Regions from separate parts of the Homo sapiens genome. Here region 1 is linked to region 2. Evidence: read pairs that join two places in POLR2A ChIA-PET (ENCODE). Cell type or tissue: Panc1. All regions are shown on one strand. Links, peaks and the distances in the headings refer to the core of each region. The heading gives the core; the rest is flanking DNA.

Region 1 (12,063 bases), core at 2,207-10,206, 71 kb before region 2:
CTCTTTAGCCTCTATATACTCTTACTTCTCTCTCAGCTGATGATCTTGTCACCTGCAGAACAGTGAAAATTTAGGCTATTGAAAGTGAATATTCCACAGCATCCTCCCTTTTACCCAGGGCTACTTAGAAAATTTTAGAAAAATACTGCCTAAAGCATTGTTTCAAAGTATCGATCGCTTGAACAAAACCGCTACCCTAGATGATCTTGGGCAGGGTAGGGGAATCTGTATTTTTAACAAGTGTCTCAAATGATGCTTGGACACACTGAAGTTTGGAAACCACAGGCATGTGAATAAGGTTACTTTAACCAGCATGCAAGATTCTCCAAGATATCTGATCCCAGGCTATTGCTTCAGTTTCACCTCTCTCTCTATACCCTGCCCAGTCCCTATTCCCTAACCCCTGAAGTCTTCTTACCATAAAATAGCTCACTCTTTTTCTAGTGTATCAGGCTAAAATTGAGTAAGAGGTAGTGTTCTGTTTGTTGTGATTCAAGTTATTTAAGGAAAAATAAAAACTAAGATGAGAAAGAGGGAGTGTTAATTTTTGGACACAGTTTGGTGTACCCTTAATGACTTTAACACAGTGATTTTTAAAAGGTTAAGTGGGAGGAATTGTGCATTTGAGAACCACTGTATTAGAAGTATTAGAGATAGTAAGGACTGTAATTTTTCTATTTGTGTGAATTGTGATGAGACACTTGAAACGTGACCTTTAACAGGTGAAACATTTTATCTAGTTTTACTTCAAAATGTAATGCTTTCCTTTTTGTTCAGAGCATGTTACTCTGAGGTTTCTGAAGCACCAGCAAATGGATTAAGTAAAGGTCTGGGGATTTTCGACAGACAAATTGGTAAAAGTTGGAGGTGGCCAGCAGGCAGAAAAAGAAGACCTTTAGATTGTGAGTATAAAATGTTCATGATCCTTCCAGAACTACAGGGTTACTTACTGACATACTATGTGTGTGACACAGTTTGCTAGAGAAACAAACCAACCATAAATAATTGTAGGCATAATAAAGGGTGAGACTATCATGAGTTTCCTCACAGTGGTGCTGTGGTCAGAAAGAGATATTCAATATGATTGTCACCATTCTGGCTAGCATTTAGTAATTAGGCTTGTCATTACTTTTGGGGATGATCATAATGTGGAGTGTCATTAGGGAGGGGAAAACTTTATGAATGTTTGGATACTTAGGGTTTTTTGTTTTTTTAAAATAACTCTGGGAGTTTCTAATATTGTTTATATTTTGCTATCAGGACCTCACAGATCCGTACTTTTAACAAGCATGAATGAATTTGTAACTTAGATTCCAGAACCCTGCCTGGCAGATGGCCTGGTGGATAGGGCCATCTGTGTCCATTACACAGATACAAATTATTCTTTCTCTACTGGCTCTCCCTGTCCTTTGCTAAATTTGAGAAAGTAACCTTAAAAAAGTGAGGTTCTTTTCTCAACCATACGGCACATTGCAGTATTGTGCTTTTATCAGGACACTTTGTATTGCAAATGATAGAAACCCAACTCAGGTTAGTTTAAGTCAAAAAGGTCATTTTGTGGGTTTATGAACTCGGAAGTTCAGAGCATAAAATGAGGTTCTAACATGACAGGATCCAGGAGTTTTAACTGATATCATCAGGAATGTTTCCTTCTTTCCATCGGTAAGCATTTTGTTGTACTTTTGGCTTTGTTCTTTGGCAGGTATGATGGTAAAGATGGTCAGTGGCATCTGTTGCCCGGCTGGAGTGCAATGGCACAATCTCGGCTCACTGCAACCTTAGCGTCCCGGGTTCAAGCAATTCTCCTGCCTCAGCCTCCCAAGTAGCTGGGATTACAGGCGCCTGCCACCACATCTGGCTAATTTTTTTGTATTTTTAGTAGAGATGGAGTTTCACCATGTTGGCCAGGCTGGTCTCGAACTCTTGACCTCAGGTGATCCACTTGCCTCAGCCTCCCAAAGTGCTAGGATTATAGGTGCGAGCCACCGCGCCCAGCCTAGACTTGTATCATTCTTAAAGTCCAGAATCCCAGAAGGAGGCATGTGTCTCTTTCCTTTTTTTGAGACCGAGTCTCGCTCTGTCGCCCAGGCTGGAGTGCAGTGGTGTGATCTTGGCTTACTCCAAACTCTGGCTTCTAGGTTAAAGTAATTCTCGTGCCTCAGCCTCTTGAGTAGCTGGCACCACAGGCGTGTGCTACCAAACCTGGCTAATTTTTTGTATTTTTAGTAGAGAAGGGGTTTTGCCATGTTGCCCAGGCTGGTATCAAACTCCTGAACTCAAGCAGTCCACTCTTGGCTTCCGAAAGTGGTGGGACTACTGGCATGAGCTGCGGCACCTGGCCTGATGTGTCTCTTTCTGTATAGTACCAGCCAAACTGAGTGGATAGAAGGACATTGGCCAGGCCTGGGTCATGTGGCCCATCCCTGAGCCAGTCAGTATGGCCAGTGGAGTGTGGTTCTCTGACTTGACCAGGGACAAGTGCCCGCTTTTGGAGAGGGGCTTAAGATCAGCCTTCACTTAAGGGCTTGAAGGAGAAGAGTGGTTCTTCAAATGAAAATTGGATGCTGTTATCTAACAGAAATGGATATAGGTTAGGCAAAAATTGATAAATATTCTAACCATGAATCTAGATCTAATTTTGAAGAAATTGACTGACTTGGGCCATGTGGTGGGTTGAATTGTGTCCCCCAAAAAGATACAATGAAGTCTTAACCTCCAGTGCCTGTGAATTTTAGCTTATTTATACATAAGGTCTTTGCAGTTAAAATTAAGATGAAGTCATACTATATTAGGGTGGCCCCTAATCCAACAAGTGATAACTCCAGAAGAAGGGGGAAATGAGGATACAGACACGGAAGATGGAGGCAGGGATTAGAGTTACACTGCCACAAGCCAAGGAATGCCAAGGATTGCCAAGGATTGCTGGCAACCACCGGAAGCTAGGAAGAAACAAGGAAGGATTCTTTTCTAGAGCCTTTGGAGGGAGCATGGCCATGCCAATACCTTGGTTTCTGACTTCTAGCCTCTAGAATCGCAATGTTGTTTTCAGCCAGTTACCCAGTTTGTGGTAGTGTGTTCCAGCAGTCCTAGAAAGCTAATACAGACTATATTTGGCACATGCTGAAATTTAATTTTGGGTAAGTCCATCGTTTTGAAATAAAATGCTGACCATAAGTTTTCCCGGTGGATATCTTCAGAAAATGTGATGTTACTTTGTGGTTGGTTATATTTATGGAACTTTACATTTTAGTCTATAGTTACAGTTTAGCTGAACCTGTGTTCCTAGTTGATGGACAGCTAAACATTTCTTAGTGTGTCCTACTCAGCAGTCATGTGTGAAAACTAATAGAAGAAATAAAGTGAAACGCCTACAGTAAATACATGCCAATATCCTGAGTATAAAAGAAAGAGTATGTTTGGGGCAGTTAGCTGTTGAGGTAAGGACAGTTAGTATTTTGGTGAGTCTAAGCAAAAAGTTAATAACTTGAACGATATTTCTGGGTTCTAGTTCATTTTCAGCAAACAGAGTTGGATAACACCTTTAAGGTTGGCTGGACTTTGAAAAAAACGTAATGAATATTCTTTTGGTTTCTAATTTATAGAAAGTGGGTATCTTCTTGTTCTGTAATTTTGTTCAGAACCTTTGTGGTGTGACAAATTCATTTTTGAGGAACCTAAGACTACTGGAAAAACAGATTTAGGAGACCTATGCAAGTACTTTTAAATACATATGCTTTCCCTTCCAGCCCCACTAAAATTCACTAAAATGAAATAACAGTAAGTAAAGAAAATGTCATAAGTTCGTAGTGATGAATGCAGTAAGCTTCTTCTAACACTTATAAATATTTTTGACAGTGGTAGTGTGAGTGTGGGAAAACAAAATCTGTTTTTCCTCTGCTCACACCATATTACAATAATCACAATCTTCAACACAGAACAGTTCTGTGACCAAACGTGGGTTTTTTCCCCCACCAATAAGCAGGCATTCAATTCTGCAGTGGACACTAGGTGAGTCTCTTCTCTTCTCTTTTCTCTTTCTTTTTTTTTGAGACAGGGTGTCTCACTCTGTCACCCAGGCTGGAGTTCAGTGGCATGATCACAGCTCACTGCATCCTCCACCTCCTGGGTTCAAGTGATTCTCCTGCCTCAGGTGCCTGAGTAGCTGGGGTTACAGATGTGTGCCATCACACCCGGCTAATTTTTGTATTTTTAGTACAGATGGGGTTTCGCCATGTTGGCCAGGCTGGTCTTGAGTGATCTGCCTACTTTGGCCTCCCAAAGTGCTGGGATTGCAGGTGTGAGTCACTGCGCCCAACCAAGGTAGGTGTCTTCTAACTCAATTCCAACACTATCTACCTGGAGATACCATCAGATCCCACATGTAAGGTCTCCATCTCTAAGACTGACCCTCCTCCTTCAGACAGCAATCTTAAGTCTGGGCTTCTGGAACTTCTTAATGGCTGTCTTCAAGTTGGGGTTCCCATAACTCCCTCTTTGCATTTGATTACTTTGCTAGAGTAGCCCACAAAACTCAGGGAAGCACTTATTTACAGTTACTGGTTTATTATAAATGATATTACAAAGATACAGGTGAAGAGATGCATAGGGCAAGGCATGGAGGAAGGGGCACAGAGCTTTCATGCCCTCCCTGGGCACACTACTCTCCAGGAGCCTCCACATGTTCAGGTATTTGGAAGCTCTCCAAACCCAGTCCTTTTAAGTTTTTATGGGAGGCTTCGTTACATAGACATGATTTTTTTTTCTTTTCTTTGTTTTTGAGATAGCGTCTCACTTTGTTGCCCAGGCTGGAGTGCTGTGGCATAACCTTGGCTCACTGCAGCCTCGATCTGAAGCAGTCCTCCCACCTCAGCCTCCTTTGTAGCTGGGACTATAGGTATGCACCACCATCCTCGGCCAATTTTTCTATTTTTTGAAGAGATGGGGTTTCACCATATTACCCAGGCTGGTCTCAAACTCCTGACCTCAGGTGATCCGCCCGCCTCAGCCTCCCAAAGTGCTGGGATTACAGGCATGCATCACCAAGTCCAGCCACGTAGGCATGATTGGTAAACTATTGGCCATTGGTGATCAACTTAACCTTCAGCCCTTTTCCCTTCTCCAGAGTTTGGAAGGTGGGTTGCAAGTCTCAACCCTCTAATCCTGTCTTGGTCTTCCTGGTGGCCAGCTCCTATCCTCAAGCTACCTAGGAATTGCCAGCCCCCGTCAACTCATTGGTGTACAAAAAGACAACACTTTGTAGTCTCTAAGGATTTTAGGAGTTAAAGAGGGTCCAAGACCAAATATGTATTTCAGAATATCACAAGTATCTTTTTTAAAGTTTAGTAATATGTTTTCTTTCTTTTCTTTTCTTTTTTTTTTTTTTGAAACAGAGTTTTGCCCTTGTGGCCCAGGCTGGAGTGTAGTGGCATGATCTCAGCTCACTGCAACCTCTGCCTCCTGGGTTCAAGCAATTCTCCTGCCTCAGCCTCCCAGGTAGCTGGGATTACAGGCACCCACCACCACATGCCCGGCTAATTTTTGTATTTTTAGGAGAGATGGGGTTTCACCATGTTGGCCAGGCTGGTCTCATACTCCTGACCTCAAGTGATCTGCCCACCTCAGCCTCCCAGAGTGCTGGGATTAGAGATGTAAGCCACCATGCCCAGCCGAAGTAATATGTTTTCTTTTTCTGTTTTTTTTTTTTTTTGTGATGGAGTCTCACTCTGTTGCTCAGGCTGGAGTGCAGTGGTGTGCTCTCAGCTCACTGCAACCTCCGCCTCCTTGTTTCAAGTGATTCTCCTGCCTCAGCCTCCTGAGTAGCTGGGATTACAGGCATGCACCACCACACTTGGCTAATTTTTGTAGTTTTAGTAGAGACGGGGTTTCACCATGTTGGCCAGCCTGGTCTCGAACTCCTGACCTCAAGTGATCTACCCACCTCGGCCTCCCAAAGTGCTGGGATTACAGGTGTGAGCTACCATGCCTGGTCCATCTTGTGAATTTTCTGATTTTTTCACATTCAGAATTCATTTTCTGGGAATTGATTCTAAAAGTTTGATTGCATTGTTAGTGCTGTGGAAACGTGAAGTGTGTGGATTGGGATAGCATGATCAGGTTTTTCTGAGGTTGACCTTTTTCAAGAAAGCATAGACTGGTGTTGTGCAGTCTTTAAACTGCTTTAAAGGAGTTTAGAAAAGTTGCTCAAATTTTGCCCAAAGGCTTGGTCTTGTATTTACCTTAGGCGTTTGCTAAAATACTTTTTCTCTAGTAAGTTTAAGTTGATATTTTTGGTTTGATTTAGTATGTTCTACAGAATGCTAGTTGCCTTCTTTCATGATGCTATCTTTTGTCTCTAACCTGCCTATTTTGTCTTTTGTTTTTGGCACTTTATTCTTTCTGTATCAGTTAGCATTATGTTTACTGAATGTTGGAGGAACTGTTCTGAGCTTGTTGGTAGGAATGTCACTTTGTATGTTTACATTCTGATGTGAAACACCTGTCCCTGAGCAGTTATGTTTCTACAGCTAATGATGCCATTAAATATTAACTTGGCAGTAGTTTATGAACCTTATCGCCTAATTTCTTAAGGTCCAATATCTTAGAAACTCCGGAAGCACATCATAAAATACACAACAGAGATTAAAGGTTATAAGAATAAATGTGCCCAACTAAGAAGGGACCAATAGGTAGAAGAATGAGGATAGGAAATAATGACACAGAGGACAGTCCAACATTCTGAGAGCCAAGTTGAAAAGGAAGTAGATACTCAAGTAATGACTCATAGATGGTAATCCAAAATGTTCTCTGTCAAATAAAGGTGTATTGACTTTCAGTTGATTTTTCAAACAAGGAAAAATCCTTATTTGCTTTGGGGACAGTCTTTGTTTAGATGGTGTGGTTGGATTGTATTTTTATTCACTGAGCCAAATGTTCTGTGAACATCTTTACTAGCTACCAAGCACTATATGGGGATATGGTGATGTGCAAAGCAGACTCTGTTCCTGCTCGCATGGCACTTAGAATATAATGGGAAAAACAGGGACATCAGTTACACAAGGAACCAGATAAAAGCTCTGAAAAGAGACGTTGTTCTCTGCATGTATGTATGGTCATGCACCTCATAACAATGTTTCAGTCAACAACAGACCACATATATGACAGTAATCTTGTAAGATTATAATACTGTATTTTTACTATACCTTTTCTGTGTTTAGGTATGTTTAGATATACACATACTTACCATTGTGTTACCATTGCCGACAGCATTCAGTACAGTGACATGCTATAGGTTTGTAGCTTGCTAGCAATAGCCTAGGTGTGTAGTAGGGTATACCATCTAGGTTTGTGTAAGTACACCCTATGATGTTCACACAACAACACACCTATTGGCATATTTCTCAGACCATATCCTTGTTGTTAAGCAGCTCAAGACTATAATTGTGTGTGAGTTGTGGGGGTGGATTGGAGTAATAGAAACTCAGAAGAATTTCTGAGAAAAGAAAATTTAATTTGAGAGACGAGAGATTAGTAGGTGTTAATTAACTATGGGAAGGAGGTAGGGGAAATGTGGTTGGTAGAAAGGACTATAGGATATCAACGTATATTTTCAGAAGACAGAAAAAGCAAAGTTAGATCTTAATTTCCCTCTTAAGACTCATTCTGGTTTATATAAAAATTTATATTTTCGTCTCACCATTTGATGTACTTAAACATGCCTTTATGAGGTTCAGTTTTGACTGTGGACTGTTAGGCTGTTTTAAAAAAAATTAGGGAAACTGAAAATTGGAAGGGGGCACTGGATGAGTATATTGTTAAAATTTTATGGGAAGAAAAGATACAATTATACCTAGGCACTAGATATTTCTGTAAATCCATAGCTGTACAGTTGCTCCCATTGGAGAAGCATGAAGGCATTCTTAGGCAGACATTCTGTCAGTTTCTATCTCTCTCTTTCCAAAATCAAATAGGAGTGATTTTTTTATCGTGTTTAATTGAGATGCAATTAAAATGTACAGTAGTTATGACAGTTGTATACACCCCTATGGCCATCACCCAAAACAAGAAATAGAACACTTCTGAGCCAGGCGCGGTGGCTCACGCCTGTAATCCCAGCACTTTGGGAGGCTGAGGTGGGCGGATCACCTGAGGTCAGGAGTTCGAGACCAGCCTGGCCAACATGGGGAACCCTGTCTCTATTAAAAATACAAAAATTAGTCGGGTGTGGTGGCAGGTGCCTGTAATCCTAGCCACTTGGGAAGTTGAGGCAGGAGAATTGTTTGAACCCAGGAGGCAGAGGTTGCAGTGAGCTGAGATCGCGCCATTACACTCCAGCCTGGGCAACAAGAGCGAGACTCTGTCTCAAAAAAAAAAAAAAAAAAAGGAAAAAGAAATAGAGCACTGCCAGCCTCCTTGAAGGTTTGCTAATATCCTTTTCTGGCCAATCTCTTACTGCCACAGTAACTGATTCCTATCATTATAAATTAGTTTGCCTGCATCTGGAGTTCATATAAAAGGAACTACACAGTATGTTTCTTTCTTTGTCAGACTTTTGCTTAAACCTAATGTTTGTATGTGGTGCTCTATTTATTAACAGTTCATTCCTTTTTTAGCGGATTTACTGAAATATTCATATAGCATATATTTCACCCATTTAAAGCGTTGTACAATTCAATTACATTTTTACTGTATTCACAGAGTTGTACACCCGTTACATGATCAAATTTTAGAATAGCCACTCCTCATTCTGTCTCCTTCCCTTACCCCAGCCATAGGCAATTATTAGTATACTTTGTCTCTATTCATTTGCCTATTCTGGACATTAGTTCATTCTTTTCTATTTCTGGATAGTATTTCCTTGTACGGCTATACCTCAGTTCGTTTATCCATTCTTTTGCTGATGAGCATTTCGGTTGTTTGGGGGCTGTTATAAATAATGCTGCTATAAACATTTTTGTACAAGTCTTTTTGTGGACCATTATTCATTTCTCTTGGGTACATACCTAGAAGTGGAATTGCTGGGTCCTAGGTTGGAGATAGATGTATGTTTAATTTTATAAGAAATTGCCAAATAACCCTTTCTTTTGGAGATGGAGTTTTGCTCTTGTTGCCCAGGCTAGAGTGCAATGGCCCGATTTCGGCTCACTGCAACCTCCCAGGTTCAAGCAATTCTCCTGCCTCAGCCTCCCTAGTAGCTCGGATTACAGGCGCACACTACCACACCCAGCTAATTATTTGTATTTTTAGTAGAGACGGGGTTTTACTAAGTTGGCCAGGCTGGTCTCGAACTCCTGACCTCAGGTGATCTGCCTGCCTTGGCCTCCCAAAGTGTTGTGATTACAGACTTCAGCCACCGTGCCCAGCCCCAAACAATTCTTGAAAGAGGTTGTGCCACCACTTTACATTCCCACCAACAATGTATGAGAGATTGGTTTTTCCACATTTTGCCAGATTTTTCGTATTTGTCAGTCTTTTCTATTACTATTATTTTTTTTGAGATGGAGTTTCACTCATTGCCCAGGCTGGGGTGCAGTGGCGCAATCTCGGCTCACCGCAACCTCCGTCTCCCAGGTTCAAGCGATTCACCTGCCTCAGCCTCCCGAGTAGCTGGGATTACAGGCATGCTCCCCTCAGCCTCCCAAAGTGCTGGGATTGTATTTTGAGTAGAAATGGGGTTTCTCCATGTTGGTCAGGCTGATGTCGAACTCCCGACCTCAGGTGATCCACCCGTCTCCGCCTCCCAAAGTGCTGGGATTATGGGCGTGAGCCACTGTGCCCGGACAGTCTTTTCTGTTTTAAATATTGGCCAGGTGCGTTGGGCTTCACCTGTAACCCCAGTACTTTGTCAGGCTGAGGTAGGAGGATCATTTGAGTCCAGGAGTTTGAGACCAGCCTGGGCAACATATGGAGATCTTGCCTCCCCAAAACATTTAAAAATTAGTTGGGTGTGGTGGCATGTACCAATAGTCCCAGCTACTCAGAAGACTGAGGTGGGAGGATCGCTTGAGCTGAGGAGATTAAGGCTGCAGTGAGCTGTGATCATACCACTACATTCCAGCCTGGGTGACAGAGTGAAATTCTGTCTCAAAAATATATTTATAAGCTGAATGTGGTGGCTCACATCTGTAATCCCTTTGGGAGGCCAAGGCGGGAAGGCGGGAGGATGACTTGAGCCCAGGAGTTCAAGACTAGCCTGGATAACATAGCAAAACCTCATCTCTATTTTATATGTATAGATATATATTTAATCTACTTAATATGTAAAAATCATACAATATGTTTATGTATAAATATATATAAATTTTAGAATATTTTGTCTGTTTTTTCAAGATAGCCTACTGGAATTTTAACAACGATGATGTTGAATATATTAATTTTTTTTTCTTTTTTTGAGTTGGAGTCTCTCTCTTGTTGCTCAGGCTAGAGTACAATGGCATGATCTTGGCTCACTGCAACCTCCGCCTCCCGGGTTCAGGCGGTTCTCCTGCCTCAGCCTCCCGAGTAGCTGGGATTACAGGCATGCACCACCGTGCCTGGCTAATTTTGTATTTTTAGTAGAGACGGAGTTTCTCCATGTTTGTCAGGCTGGTCTCGAACTCCCGACCTCAGGTGATCCACCCGCCTCGGCCTCCCAAAGTGCTGGGATTACAGGCGTGAGCCACCGCACCGGGCCGAATATATCAATTTAATGGGGATGGATGTCCTAATAATATTGAGTTTTCCAGTATGCCATAAGGAGTGATTACTTTTTTCTTTTCTTTTCTTTTCTTTTTTTTTTTTTTGAGATGGAGTCTTGCACTGTTGTTCAGGCTGGAGTGCAGTGGCATGATCTCAGCTCATTGCAACCTCCGCCTTCCAGGTTCAAGTGATTCTCCTGCCTCAGCTTCCCGAGTAGCTGGGATTACAGGCGCATGCCACCACCCCCGGCTAATTTTTTGTATTTTTAGTAGAGACGGGGTTTCACTGTGTTAGCCAGGCTGGTCTCAAACTCCTGAACTCGTGATGCACCTGCCTCGGCCTCCGAAAGTGCTGGGATTACAGGCGTGAGCCACTCTTCCTGGTCGGAGTGGTTACTTTTTAAAAGTCATCAAATTCTTAAGATAAAGGACTGAAATTACAGTGTAGTTTTAGGTCACTGTCAGAAAAACCTAGTCTAACCTTTCGTATCAGATCAGATTCCCCCAGCAGTATTATACTATTCTTTCATAGCACTTTTAATGATTTTTAATTTTGTATTTATAACCATTTCATTATTGTCCATCTCCTCCAAGTTTTAAGCCTCTTGATGATAGGGACCGTCATCTGTCTTGTTTAGCATTGTATCCTAGCAAATAGGTTAATCTGACACACAGTGGGTGTCCAGTAAGTTGCTGGATAGATGAATTAATTGTTGGTTTTTGTTGTTGTTGTTTTTTGAGAGAGTCTCACTCTATCACCTAGGCTGGAGTACAGTGGTACAATCTTGGCTTACTGCATCCTTTGCCTCCCAGGTTCAAATGATTCTCCCACCTCAGCCTCCAGAGTAGCTGGGATTACAGGCAACCGCCATCATGCCCAGCTAATTTTTATATTTTTAGTAGATACGGGGTTTCACCATGTTGGCTAGGCTGGTCTCAAAGCTCGCAACCTCAAGTGATCCCCCCGCTTCGGCCTCCCAAAGTGCTGGGATTACAGGAGTGAGCTACTGTGCCTGGCCTGTTTTTTTGTTTGTTTTGGCGGGGGGTCAGAGTTGTGCTCTGTCACTCAGGGTGGAGTGCAGTGGCCTGATCTCGGCCCATTACAGCCTCCACCTTCTGGGTTCAAGTGATTCTTGTGCCTCAGCCTCCTGAGTAGCTGGTATTACAGGCATGTGCTACCACGGCCAGCTAATTTTTTTGTATTTTTAGTAGAGATGGGGTTTCACCATGTCAACCAGGCTGGTCTCAAAATCCTGGCCTCAAGTAATCTGCCTACCTTGGCCTCCCAAAGTGTTAGGATTACAGGTATGAGCCATCGTACCTGGCCTAAGTTTTGAATGAACAGAAATTAGTATCTCAGTAGTTCGTTCATTGGTTCTTTCTTTTTTTT
Region 2 (12,063 bases), core at 2,663-10,662:
CATACCTGAGAGATAATGTGGATTGGGTTCCAGACCATCATAATAAAGCGAATGTCACAATAAAGCAAGTCACATTATTTTTTTGGTTTCCCAGTGCATATAAAAGTTATGTTTATATTGTAGTCTGTTAAGTGTGCAATAGCATTATATATAAAGAAACAATGTATATAACCTAAGAAATGCTTTGTTGTTGAAAATTGCTAACAATTATGTGAGCCTTCAGTAAATTGGAATCTTTTTGCTGGTGAAAGGTCTTGTCTTGATGTTGACTGCTGCCAACTGATCAAGTTGGTGGTTGCTGAAAGTTGGGGTGGCTGTGGCAATTTCTTGAAAGAAGACAACAATGAAGTTTGCTGCATGGATTAACTTCTTTTCAGGAAAGATTTCTCTGTAGCATGTGAGGCTGTTTGCATTTTACCCGTAGTAGAACTTCTTTCAAAATTGGAGCCAGTTCTCTCAAACCCCATTGCTGCTGTATCAACTAAGTTTGCTTAATATTCTATATCCTTTGTTGTTATTTCAACAATGTTGACAGCATCTTCACCAGGAGTAGATTCCATCGTAAGAAACCACTTTCTTCAAAACATGATGTAGACTCATTTAAAAAAAAATAAACCACTGTTTTGTTTTCTCATCCATAACAAGCAACTCTTCACCCTTTCAAGTTTTGTCACGAGATTGCAGCAATTAAGTTACATCTTAAGGCTCCACTTCAAGTTCTCTTACCATTTCCACCATATCTGCAGGTCCTTCCTCCACTGATGTCTTGAACTTCTCCAAGTCATCTGTGAGGGTTTGAATCAGCTTCTTCAAAACTCTTGTTAATATTTATATTTTGTTCTTCTCTCTTGAATCACGAATGTTCTTAATGGCATCTAGAATGGCAAATCTTTTCCGGAAAGTTTTTAATTTACTTTGCCTAGATCCTTCAGAGGAATCACCAGCTATGGCAGCTATAACCTTGCGAAATGTATTTCTTAAGTAACAAGACTTGAAAGTCAGTATTACTCTTGGATACATGGGCTGCAGAATGGGTATTGTGTTAGTAGGCATGAAAACAACATTAATCTCCTTGTACATCTCCATCAGAGCTCTTGAATGACCAGGTGGATTGTCAGTGAGCAGTAATATTTTTAAAGGAATCTTTATTTTTTTCTTTCTGAGCAGTATGTCTTAACTGGGGACTTAAAATATTCAGTAAACCATAATATAAACACATGTGTTGTCATCCAGGCTTTGTTGTTCTGTTTATAGAGTACAGGCAATGTAGAGTTAGCATAATTCTTAAGGGCCCTCGAATTTGGGGAATCGTAAATGAGCACTGGCTTCAACTTTGGTCACCACTGCATTAGACTCTAACAATCTCATCAACCTGTTCTTGAAGCTTTGAAGCCAGGCATTGACTTGTCCTCTCTCACTATGAAAGTCCTTGCTGACATCTTCCAGTATGAGGCCTTTTTGTCTACATTGAAAATCTGTTGTTTTGTGTAGCCACCTTCATCAGTGATCTTAGAGTGATCTTCTGTATAACTTGGTGCAGCTTCTGTATCAGCACTTGCCACTTCACCTTGCACTTTTGTTGTTACAGAGATGACTTCTTTTCCTTAAACCTCATAAGCCAACCTCGGCTAGCTTCCAGCTTTTCTTCTGCAGCTTCCTCACCTCTCAGCCTTCATAGAATTGAAGAGAGTTAGAGCCTTGCTCTGGATTAGGCTTTGGCTTAAGAGAATGTTGTGGCTGGTTTGATCTTCTATCCAGACCACTCAGACTTTCTCCATATAAGCAATAAAGCTGTTTTACTTTGTCATTTTTGTGTTCACTGGAGTAGCACATCTAATTTTCCTTAAGAACTTTTTCCTTTACATCCACAAGTTGGCTAACTGACATTAGAGACCTATGTTTTGACCTGTCAGCTTTCAGCATGCCTTCCTCACTAAGCTCAATCATTTAAATCAAAAGCTCAAGCTTTTGATTTAAAGTGAGAGACATGCAACTCTTCCTTTCACTTGAACACTAGAGGTCATTGTAAAGTATATTAACTGGCCTAATTTCTATATTGTGTCTCAGGGAATAGGAGGTCGAAGGAGAGGGAGAAAGACAAGGGAACAGGTGTTCAGTGGATCAGAACACACCTAACATTTATCAATTTAGTTCACCATCTTATACAGGTGCAGTGTGTGGGACCTCAAAATAATTCACTACAGTAACATAAAAAATCACTAATTAGGAATCACCACTGTGAATAGTAACCATTAAAAAGATTGAAATATTGCAAATATTACAAAAATGTGACACCAAGTGGTGTCACCATATGCTCTTGGGAAAATGGCACCACTAGACTTGGTCGACACAGGGTTGCCCCAAACCTTTAATTTGTGAAAGACACGGTATCTGCCAAGTGCAATAAAGTGAGGTGTGCCTGTGTTGTATGCCATTGATCTATATGTCTGTCCTTACACCAGTACCACAGTGTCTTTATTATATCTTTAAATGTAGAAATCTAGTAGTATGAGTCTTCCAGTTTTTTAGTTTTTCAAACTTGTTTTGCTAATCTAGGTCTTTGATCTTTCTTTATAAAGTTTATAAAGATTATAATCACCTTACCAATTCTTGAAAAAACCTTTGAGGATTTTGATTAGGATTGTATTGAAACTTCGATTAATTTGGAAAGAATTGCCACGTCAGTAGTGGTATTTCAGTTTACATAGTTTATCTCACCTGTATTAGTTTTTACTTTCTCTCAGCAGTGTTTTTATACTGTCATTTCCCTTCAACCCGAATAACTTCCTAAAGCATTTCTAGTGGCTTTGAGAGAGAGCTACTTTAAATTGTGGAGAAAAGCGTAGAGTAAACTGCTGTGCTTTGAATGGGTCCTCTCCAAAATTCAGGTGTTGCCAATGTGATAGTATTAAGAGGTGGGGCCTTTTAAGAGGTGATTAGGCCATAAGGACTCCTTCCTCCTTAATGGAATTAAAAAAGGGGCTTGGTGTAGGGTTAGGCTAGCTTACTTGCCCTTCTCTGCCTTCTGCCATGTGAGAGCGCAGCAAGAAGGCCTTCACCAGACACCGAATGCTGTTGCCATGATTGTGGAATTCCAGGTTCCAGACTGTGAGAAAATAAGCTTCTGTTATTTATAAATGACTTACTCTCAGGAATTTTATTATAGCAGCACAAAATGGGCTAGACAAACTCCATATTTGAAAATGTATTTTAGATACTTTATAGCCCTTCCTAGAAAACATAATAAAGGCTCCTATTAGATAATAAAAGTGTATATTTGTAAAGCTTTTACTATTATTACAAATTATGACAAATATTATTTATAATATTATTATTAAAGCTTTTCCTGTTGGAAAATATCTCAGCCCATTTAGTATTGTATTTCCTCCCCTGTTTTGGGTGATGGATGGTGACACCACAAAGCACTGGTATTTTTTTTTTTTTTTTTCTTTGAGATGGAGTCTTGCTCTGTTTCCCAGGCTAGAGTGCAGTGGTGTCATCTTGGTTCACTGCAACTTCCGCCTCCCAGGTTCAAGTGATTCTTCTGCATCAGCTTCCTGAGTAGCTGGGACTACAGGTGCACACTACCATGCCTGGGTAGTTTTTTTGTATTTTTGGTAGAGATGGGGTTTCACCATGTCGGCCAGGCTGGTCTCAAACTCCTGACCTCAAGTGATCCACTGCCTCGGTGTCCCAAAGTGCTGGGATTAACAGCATGAGCCACTGCGCCTGGCAGCATTGGTAGTTTCTATAGCTCTTTTTCTTTCTGCTTCTCCCTACCACCTTCCACAACTCCTTTAAAAGAAATTACTTAAAGGATATTGGGAAGTGGACGCAAAGTAGTGAGTCTACCAGAGAACATAACAACCTGAAGATAGATGGACCTACACTTTCTCCTGAAAGCTGTATACAAAATTAAATTTTATATACAAACATATGTAAATACATTCTTCATTTGTTTCAGCAGCAGCAGTTAGGAAGTAAAAGAAAAATCCTTTTCATAATGACAAGAAAAAAGTAAGATAATAAGTACGTGGGAACTGTGTGAATAAACTTTGAAATCCATTAAAGTCCACTTGGGTAAATTTAAACAGTTCCTAAAAGAGAAGACTGAATGTTTTAAGGATATTACTCTTTCTGAATTACTCTCTAGGTATAATGCTATTGTGATCAAAAACACATTGTATGTCTTTGGGGAGCTTTTGCTGGGGGGATAGCAGAATTCACTAATCTAGGTCTTTGATCTTTCTTTATAAGTGATTTTAAATATAATCTGAAGAATAAAGCTAGAATGGCCAGGATATCTTAAAGATATAAATAATGAGGGGGATTTTCCTTCCTAAATGCTAAGACTTATGTAATTTTAAAAATATGCCACTGACGATAGATTTGAAAAATAAATCAATAAATGAAATTAATGTTTATAGAACTATTATGATGATTTTATAAAAAGTACCCTCAAACATTGCTTGGAAAATTAAGTGTTATTCAGTAGATGGTGCTAGAATTATTATTGGTTAATCATTATATTGCTTCCAGTAAACTCATAGGAAAGGAAAAAACTATATAAGAACAATAAACCATTAAAACATATTGATCCTTACCAGTAATCAGAGAAGTGCAAATTGAAACAAGGAACCTTTTTTATTTTATTTTATTTTATTTTATTTATTTTTATTTTTTGAGACAGAGTCTCGCTCTGTTCCCAGGCTGGAGTGCAGTGGTGCGATCTTGGTTCACTGCAACCTCCGCCTCCCGGGTTCAAGCAATTCTCCTGCCTCAGCCTCCCGAGTAGCTGGGACTACAGGCGCACGCCACCACACCTGGCTAATTTTTGTATTTTTAGTAGAGATGGGGTTTCACCATATTGGCCAGGATGGTCTCGATCTCCTGACCTTGTGATCCACCTGTCTCGGCCTCCCAAAGTGCTGGGATTACAGGCATGAGCCACCATGCCTGGACCAAAGAATCATTGTATACCAATGAAATCTGATGTCTACAAGTGTTGCACCATAGTACCCCGAACACTGCAAGTGGGAATACAAATTGGTATAACTTTTCCTTAGAAAAAAGTTTGTGAATATGTTTCAAGAAAGGAAGAAATTGTTTATTTTGGTTGATGGTTTCTCTTATAGTAATCTATCCCAAGGAAATAATGAGAATGTGGAACAAATTCATTAAAATGCACAGTTATAGTAACAAAATAAAAAACTGGTCTAATTGCAAATTATGGTACATTTATTAAGATAAGTGTTTTTGAAGAATATGTAACAATGTAAGAAAGAAAATCCTAATATTAATTGAGGATAAGTAAAATGATCTTCAGTGTGAGTCTCATTTAATTTTTTTAAGTTAATATGTCTGCGTATGTGTTTTTTAGGGGAATATATCAAATGATTGGCAGTTCATAGCTAAGATTGTTGAGAATACTAGTTGTTTTTACTTTCTCTTTATAGCTTTGTGTACAAGGTAGCTTTTTTCAGGATCTTCCAGAGAATGAGAAGAACAAGCATTATTTATAAAAGCATAAACCTTGTAGGATTTCTGTGCAATATATTTGCTTTAAGAAAAATGAAACTATAGATGATTGTGGCTTATAAATTTTTATTGATAAATGGTGAAACCTTTATTTATATAGAGGAATAAAAGACAAAAGAACACAAGTCCCTGGTTAAGTTAATATAAAGTTAGTAGCTTAAATGGAATTGGTTTCAATTTACAGATGGAAAGACTCTTTTTGAGATGGAGTCTCGCTCTGTTGCCCAGGCTGGAGTGGAGTGGCACGATCTGGGCTCACTCAACCTCCGTCTCCTGGGTCCAAGCAATTCTCCTGCCTCAGCCTCCTGAGTAGCTGGGATTACAGGTGCATGCCACCACGCCTGCCTAATTTTTGTATTTTTAGTAGAGATGGGATTTCACCGTGTTGATCAGGCTGGTTTTGAACTCCTGACCTCGTGATACACCCGCCTCAGTTTCCCAAAGTGCTAGGATTACAGGCATGAGTCACCGTGCCTGGCCGAAAGACTCTTAATAGATTAAAACACAAATAAAAAGATACACTTGGATTTTTCAATATTGATTTCTCTTATGTAGTTCATGAAATAATTCACTTTGAAAATACTTCTGACTCAACAATTTACAGCTGTCTAGTTTCTTGAAGTTCCATAGATTGAAGAGTTTTATAGCATTTGTTTAGCATATTTTTCTGCTAAGTGTTTTGTCAGGAAAAAAGTTGTGATGTTCACCTTAGCAAATTTCACAGCTTTGGCGAGACTTAATTCTAAATACAACAACTCTTATTTAATGTAGGAAAATAATAAAGTTATCTTTAAAGTAATCCAGATTCAGAGGATTCAAATAAGATGGTAATAAGCTTTATAATCTTTAAATGGATTCTCTAGGTAAGATTACATATATTGTTTTTGTGTAACTGAATTTAAGCCAAAAGTCCATTAAGTAAACAGTATAGGACTATGAGAGATGGAGGAAACCCTTTGGGTTAATGGTGGTGTCACTGTAACAAATGCCTTAATTCTTCTACTCTCATCCCTCCCTCATTTTTTCAGTTGTTTATTAAGGAGAGAGTTTTTAAAAAGCTTAAGGACTGCTTTCTACCCTAGAGCTATAGAGTCATAAGCTCTGTGGACTTCTAGGCATATATGCTCCTAAGAAGCTCACAGTAGATTATATAACAGAGCCACTTCTGCCTATGAGCCAGCCAATCTAGGTGGCCCAGTCTCTGCATCCTGAAGGAAGCAACTCCTCCTAGGAGATAGAAATTCCAGTTGAAATCTGCAACTTTATTTTTATTTATTTTTTTAAGACAGAGTGTCACTCTGTCACCCAGGCTAGAATGCAGTGGCGCAGTCTTGGCTCACTGCAACCTCCGCCTCCTGGGTTCAGGAGATTCTCGTGCCTCAGCCTCCTGAGTAGCTGGGATTACAGGCATGCGCCACCATACCTGGATAATTTTTGTATTTTCAGTAGAGACAGGGTTTTGCCATGTTGGCCAGACTGGTGTCAAACTCCTGCCATCAAATGAGCTGCTCGCCTCGGCCTCCAAAAGGGCTGGGTTTACAGGCGTGAGCCACCGCACCTGGTCTGAATCTCCAACTTTACTCCTATTTAGTTTTATGCCAACAACTTGTTCTTTAATAATAAATATTCCTAAATTTATTAGGAATAATAAATGCAAAGAAAATGGTTTTTGAGTTACAGAAGATTTTGCATCTTTTTGTTATTTGCCATACTATACAATAATGTATTATTTTAGAATTCAGCTGAGGGGAGATGACATGAATTGGTTTCTTTAACTTTTCCTTATCTCCTGGCTATTTTACTTTTTTTTTTTTTTTTTTTTTTTTTTTGAGACAGAGTGTCACTCTGTCACCCAGTCTGGAATGCAGTGGTATGATCTTGGCGCACTGCAACCTCCACCTCCCGGGTTCAAGCATTTCTCCTGCCTCAGCCTCTTGAGTAGCTAGAATTACAGGTACGTGCCACCACCCCTGGCTAATGTTTATATTTTTAGCGGAGATGGGGTTTCACCATGTTAGCCAGGCTGATCTCAAATTCCTGACCTCAGGTGATCAGCCTGCCTTGGCCTCCCAAAGTACTGGAATTATAGGCTTAAGCCACTGCGCCTGGTCATCTCCTGGCTATTTTATTAGCTCTGTTAGTTGTATGTCATACAAACTTTTTTATTCTTACTGGTTCATTTTATTGGAAGGGTTGACTTTACAAACAGAATTCCAGCAGGGTGTGGTGGCTCTCGCCTGTAATCCAGCACTTTGGGAGGCCAAGGCAGGAGGATTGCTTGAGGCCAGTAGTTCTGCAACAACCTGGGCATAGAGTGAGACTCCTTCTCTACAAAATATTTTAAAAATTAGCCTGGTGTGGTGGCACACACCCGTAATCTCAGCCACTTGGGAGGCTGAGGCAGGAGGATGGCCTTAGCCCAGGAAGGCAAGGCTTGCAGTGAGCTGTGATTGTGCCACTGCACTCAAGCCTGGGCAACAGAGCAAGATCCTGTCTTTAAACAAACAAACAACAACGACAAAAACAGAGAACTCCAGAACTCTCTGGCTTAGAAAATCTCACACCTAAAGGTGTTGAAAATGATGAAGATCTGTGTGAATAGTTAAGAGACACCTGGAAGGTCCATCATATTCGTAGCAACAGGTGAAATGACAGACCTATTAAATGTTTGTTTATTTGATTCATGAATCGGGCAGCCTCCCGAGCCACAGTAGGCTCTGAGATTCCCCTGTTAGACGTTTAACAGATAATCAGAATAAGAGACAGCTAAGAGCCCTCCTGGGGTTGGAGCAAACCTCAAACACTGGCAACAACATGCCCCTGCAAAGGGGCCCACCAGCTTTTATTGGATCAGGCAAAGGAAATTAGAAACTAGTTTCAGATGAATTTTTAAAACTTACCAAAACGAATGAGATGTACTTAGCAGTACTTAGAGGATGTGTGTTTAAAAAGCATATCTCAAATCAATACCCTAATCATCCACATTAGGAAACTAGAAAAAGAAGAGCAAACTAAACCCAAAGCAGGCAGAAAGAGAGAAATAATAAAGATGCGAGAGCAGAAAGAAATGAAGTAATGTAAAAAATGATAGAGAAAATCAACAAAACCAAAAACTGGTTTTTTTAAAATATCAAATTAGGTAAACTTTAGCACTGATCAAGAAAAATAGAAGACTCAAGTTACTAATCACAAATGAAATATAGGAAGTCAGAAGTAAAAAGAATTGGGGAATACAGTGAACACAATGTGTATGCCAGCAGTTTAGAGAATTTGATGAAATAGGCAAATTCCTAGAAAGTTACAAACTTACCAATACTGATGTAAGGCGAAACAGAAAATCTGAATAAATCTATGATGCAGATTGAATTGTGTCCCCCTAAAACATGAATCCACCCCTGGTACCTGTGAATGTGACCTTATTTGGAAATACAGTAGTCTTCCCCCTTATAAGGGGGATGCCTGAAACTACAGATCGTACCAAACTCTATATATACTATGTTTTTTTCCTGTACACACATACCTATGATAAAGCTTAATTTGTAAATTAGTCACAATAAGAGATTAAAACTAATAATAAAATTGAACAATTATAACAATATACTATAACAAAAGTTATGTGAATATTCTCTCTCTTTTCTCAAAATATTTTATTGTACTATACCATGGGTAACTGTGGAAAGCAAAACTGCAGATAAGAGGGGACCACTGTAAGGTCTTTGCAGGTGTAATCAATTTATGATGAAGTCATGTTGGATTAGAGTGGACCCTAAATCCAATGACTGGTTGCCTTATAAGGAGAAAGAGACTTGGAGACACAGACACACACACAGGGAAGAGGACCATGTAAAGATGGAGACAGAGATTGGAGTTACACTGCCACAAGGCAAGGAATGCCAAGGATTGTCAGCAACCACCAGAAACTAGGAAGAGGCAAGGAAGGACTCTTCTCTAGACCTTTCAGAGGGAAAATGACCCTATTGACACCCTAATTTTGGGTGCCTGGACTCCAGAGCTGTGAGAGAATAAATCTCTGCTGTTTTAAGCCACCCAGTTTGTGATAAAATATAACACCCCTAGGGAACTAATACTTAGAACAAGTATTGAGATTAAATTAGTAATTTATAAACTCCCATCAAAGAAAAGCCCATGGCCAGGTATCTTCACTGGTATATATATTTTTTCTTTCTTTTTTTAAATAGAGATGGGGTCTCATGATATTGCCCAGGCTGGTCTTGAACTCCTGGGCTCAAGCAATCTGCCCGCCTCGGCCTCCCAAAGTGCTGGGATTAGAGGTGTGAGCCACCACACTCTGCCTTCACTGGCATATTCTGTCAGACATTTAAAGACAAATTAATACCATTTCTTCACAAACTTTTTCAAAGTATAGGAGAAGAGAGAAGACGTCCTTATTCTGGGAGGCCAGTATTATTTATACGAAAACCAAAGATATCACAAGAAAACTACAGACAAATACCATTTATGAGTACCAGCACAAAAAAATCCTCAACAAAACATTAGCAAATCAAAATTTGCAACATATAAAAAGTGTTATACACCACAACCAAGTGGAATTTATCCCAGGAGTGCAAAGTTGGTTTAACTATTTATTTATTTATTTATTATTTGAGGGTCTCGCCCTGGTCTTGCCCTGTCGTCCAGGCTGGAGCACAGTGGCACAATCATGGCTCACTGCAGCCTTGACCTCCCAGGCTCAGGAAATACTCCTGCCTCAGCCCCCAAGTAGGTGCGACCACAGATGTGCACCACCATGCCCAGCTGTTAATAATTTTTTAACTGATTTGTAGAGACGGGGGTCTCCCTATGTTGCCCAGGCTGGTCTCGAACTCCTGGGCTCAAGCGATCCTCCCCAGAGAGCTGGAATTACAGGCATGAGCCGCTGTACCTGGCTGGTTTTTAACACTCTTAATTACTGTAATACAATGTGTTAATAGAGTAAGTGACACAGACCACATGATCATCTCCGTAGACACCCTCCAAAATGGCATTTGGCCAAATCCAACACGTTTTCTTGATGTAAAAACAAACACAACAAACTAGCAATAGAAGAGAACTTTCTAAATCTGAACTACAAAAACACTCAGCTAAAAGATGGAACAGCTTCCCCCGAGATCAGAAACAAGGCAGGATGTCCACTCTCACCATGTACATCCACCGTTGTACATGAGGTTCTAGCCAGGGAAATTAGACAATAAAAAGAAACCAAAGTCATTCAAATTGCAAAAGAAGAGGTAAAACTGTCTTGGTTTTACAGATGACATGATGATGTATATAGAAAATCCCAAGAAATTTACAAAACACTATTAGAGTTTAACAAGTTCAGCAAGGTTCAGAATACCCGTCATTAAAAAAAAATAATAATTGTATTGCTATACACTAGCAGTGAACAATATGAACATGAAAGTTTGAAAACAGTTCTGTTTACAGTAGCATCAAAAATAATACAACACTTAGGAATAAATATAAAAGAAATATAAGACTTGTATGTTGTAAATTACAAAATGTTACTGAAAGAAATTACATGGAAAGACATGTTCATGGATCAGAAGACTTAAAATTGTTACTATGGTATTACTTCCCAAATTGATACGCTGATTCAGTGCATTTTCTACCAAAATCCCAACTGACTTATTTGCAGAGATTCACAAGCTGGTCCTAAAATTCATATGAAAATTTAAGAGACTTCAAATAGTCTAAACAGTCTTGTAAAAGAAGAACAAATTGGGAGGATTTACACTTTACCAATTTCAAAACTTACTACAAAACAACGTTGGTCAGCTTAATGTGATGCTGGCTTGAGGATAGATATATAAATAGTGGAATAGAATCGAGTGTCCAGAAGTAAAATGTATGGCCAGTGACTTTTGGCAAGAGTTCCAAAACAGTTCGTTGGGGGAAAGAATTGTTTTTTCACCAAAAGATGCTGGAACCAACTGAGTATCCACATGGAAGAGAATGAGGTTGGACCCCTTCCTTACGCCATACACAAAATTAACTTGACATGTATTATAGACCTAAAAGTACGCCCTAAAAGTATAAAATTCTTAGAAGAAAGCATAGGGTTAAATCTTCATGACCAAGTTTTTTAGGTATAACATCAAAAGCACAAGTGACCAAAAATATATAGATTGGAATTCATTAAAATTAAAGCTTTCATGCTGCTAACAGTACCATCAATACTATCAAATAATAAGAAAACTCAAAGAATGGGAGAAAATATTTGCAAATCATATATCTAATAATGGACTTGTTTCAGAATATATCAAGAATTCTTACAATGCAACAATAAAATGGTAAACGACTCAATAAAAAATGAGCAAGGATCTAGGCCGGGCGCGGGGCCCACGCCTGTAATCCCAGCACTTTGGGAGGCCGAGGCGGGCGGATCACAAGGTCAGGAGATCGAGACCATCCTGGCCAACACGGTGAAATCCCGTCTCTACTAAAAATACAAAAAATCAGCCGGGCCTGATGGCACGCGCCTGTAGTCTCAGCTACTCTGGAGGC

What was found. Peaks named below come from ENCODE experiments on the same cell type or tissue, not always from the same donor. Only the 100,000 strongest peaks of a DNase experiment are listed, where the experiment ranks them.
Region 1: POLR2A ChIA-PET joins it to region 2 with 14 read pairs; 4 of 35 experiments call an interaction of 5 or more read pairs at or near these places.

The regions. Positions count from the first base shown.
Region 1 is chr10:96,857,515-96,869,577 of GRCh38, forward strand. The region is part of intron 2 of LCOR (ligand dependent nuclear receptor corepressor); the gene reads left to right. Among named protein-coding and RNA genes, the nearest start is that of LCOR, 31 kb to the left of the region's middle. In Panc1, for the core only: no CTCF peak of the experiment used is centred there; a DNase peak (open chromatin) is centred at 6,827; H3K27ac peaks cover 556 bases.
Region 2 is chr10:96,927,800-96,939,862 of GRCh38, forward strand. The region is part of intron 4 of LCOR (ligand dependent nuclear receptor corepressor); the gene reads left to right. Among named protein-coding and RNA genes, the nearest start is that of LCOR, 100 kb to the left of the region's middle. In Panc1, for the core only: no CTCF peak of the experiment used is centred there; no DNase peak of the experiment used is centred there.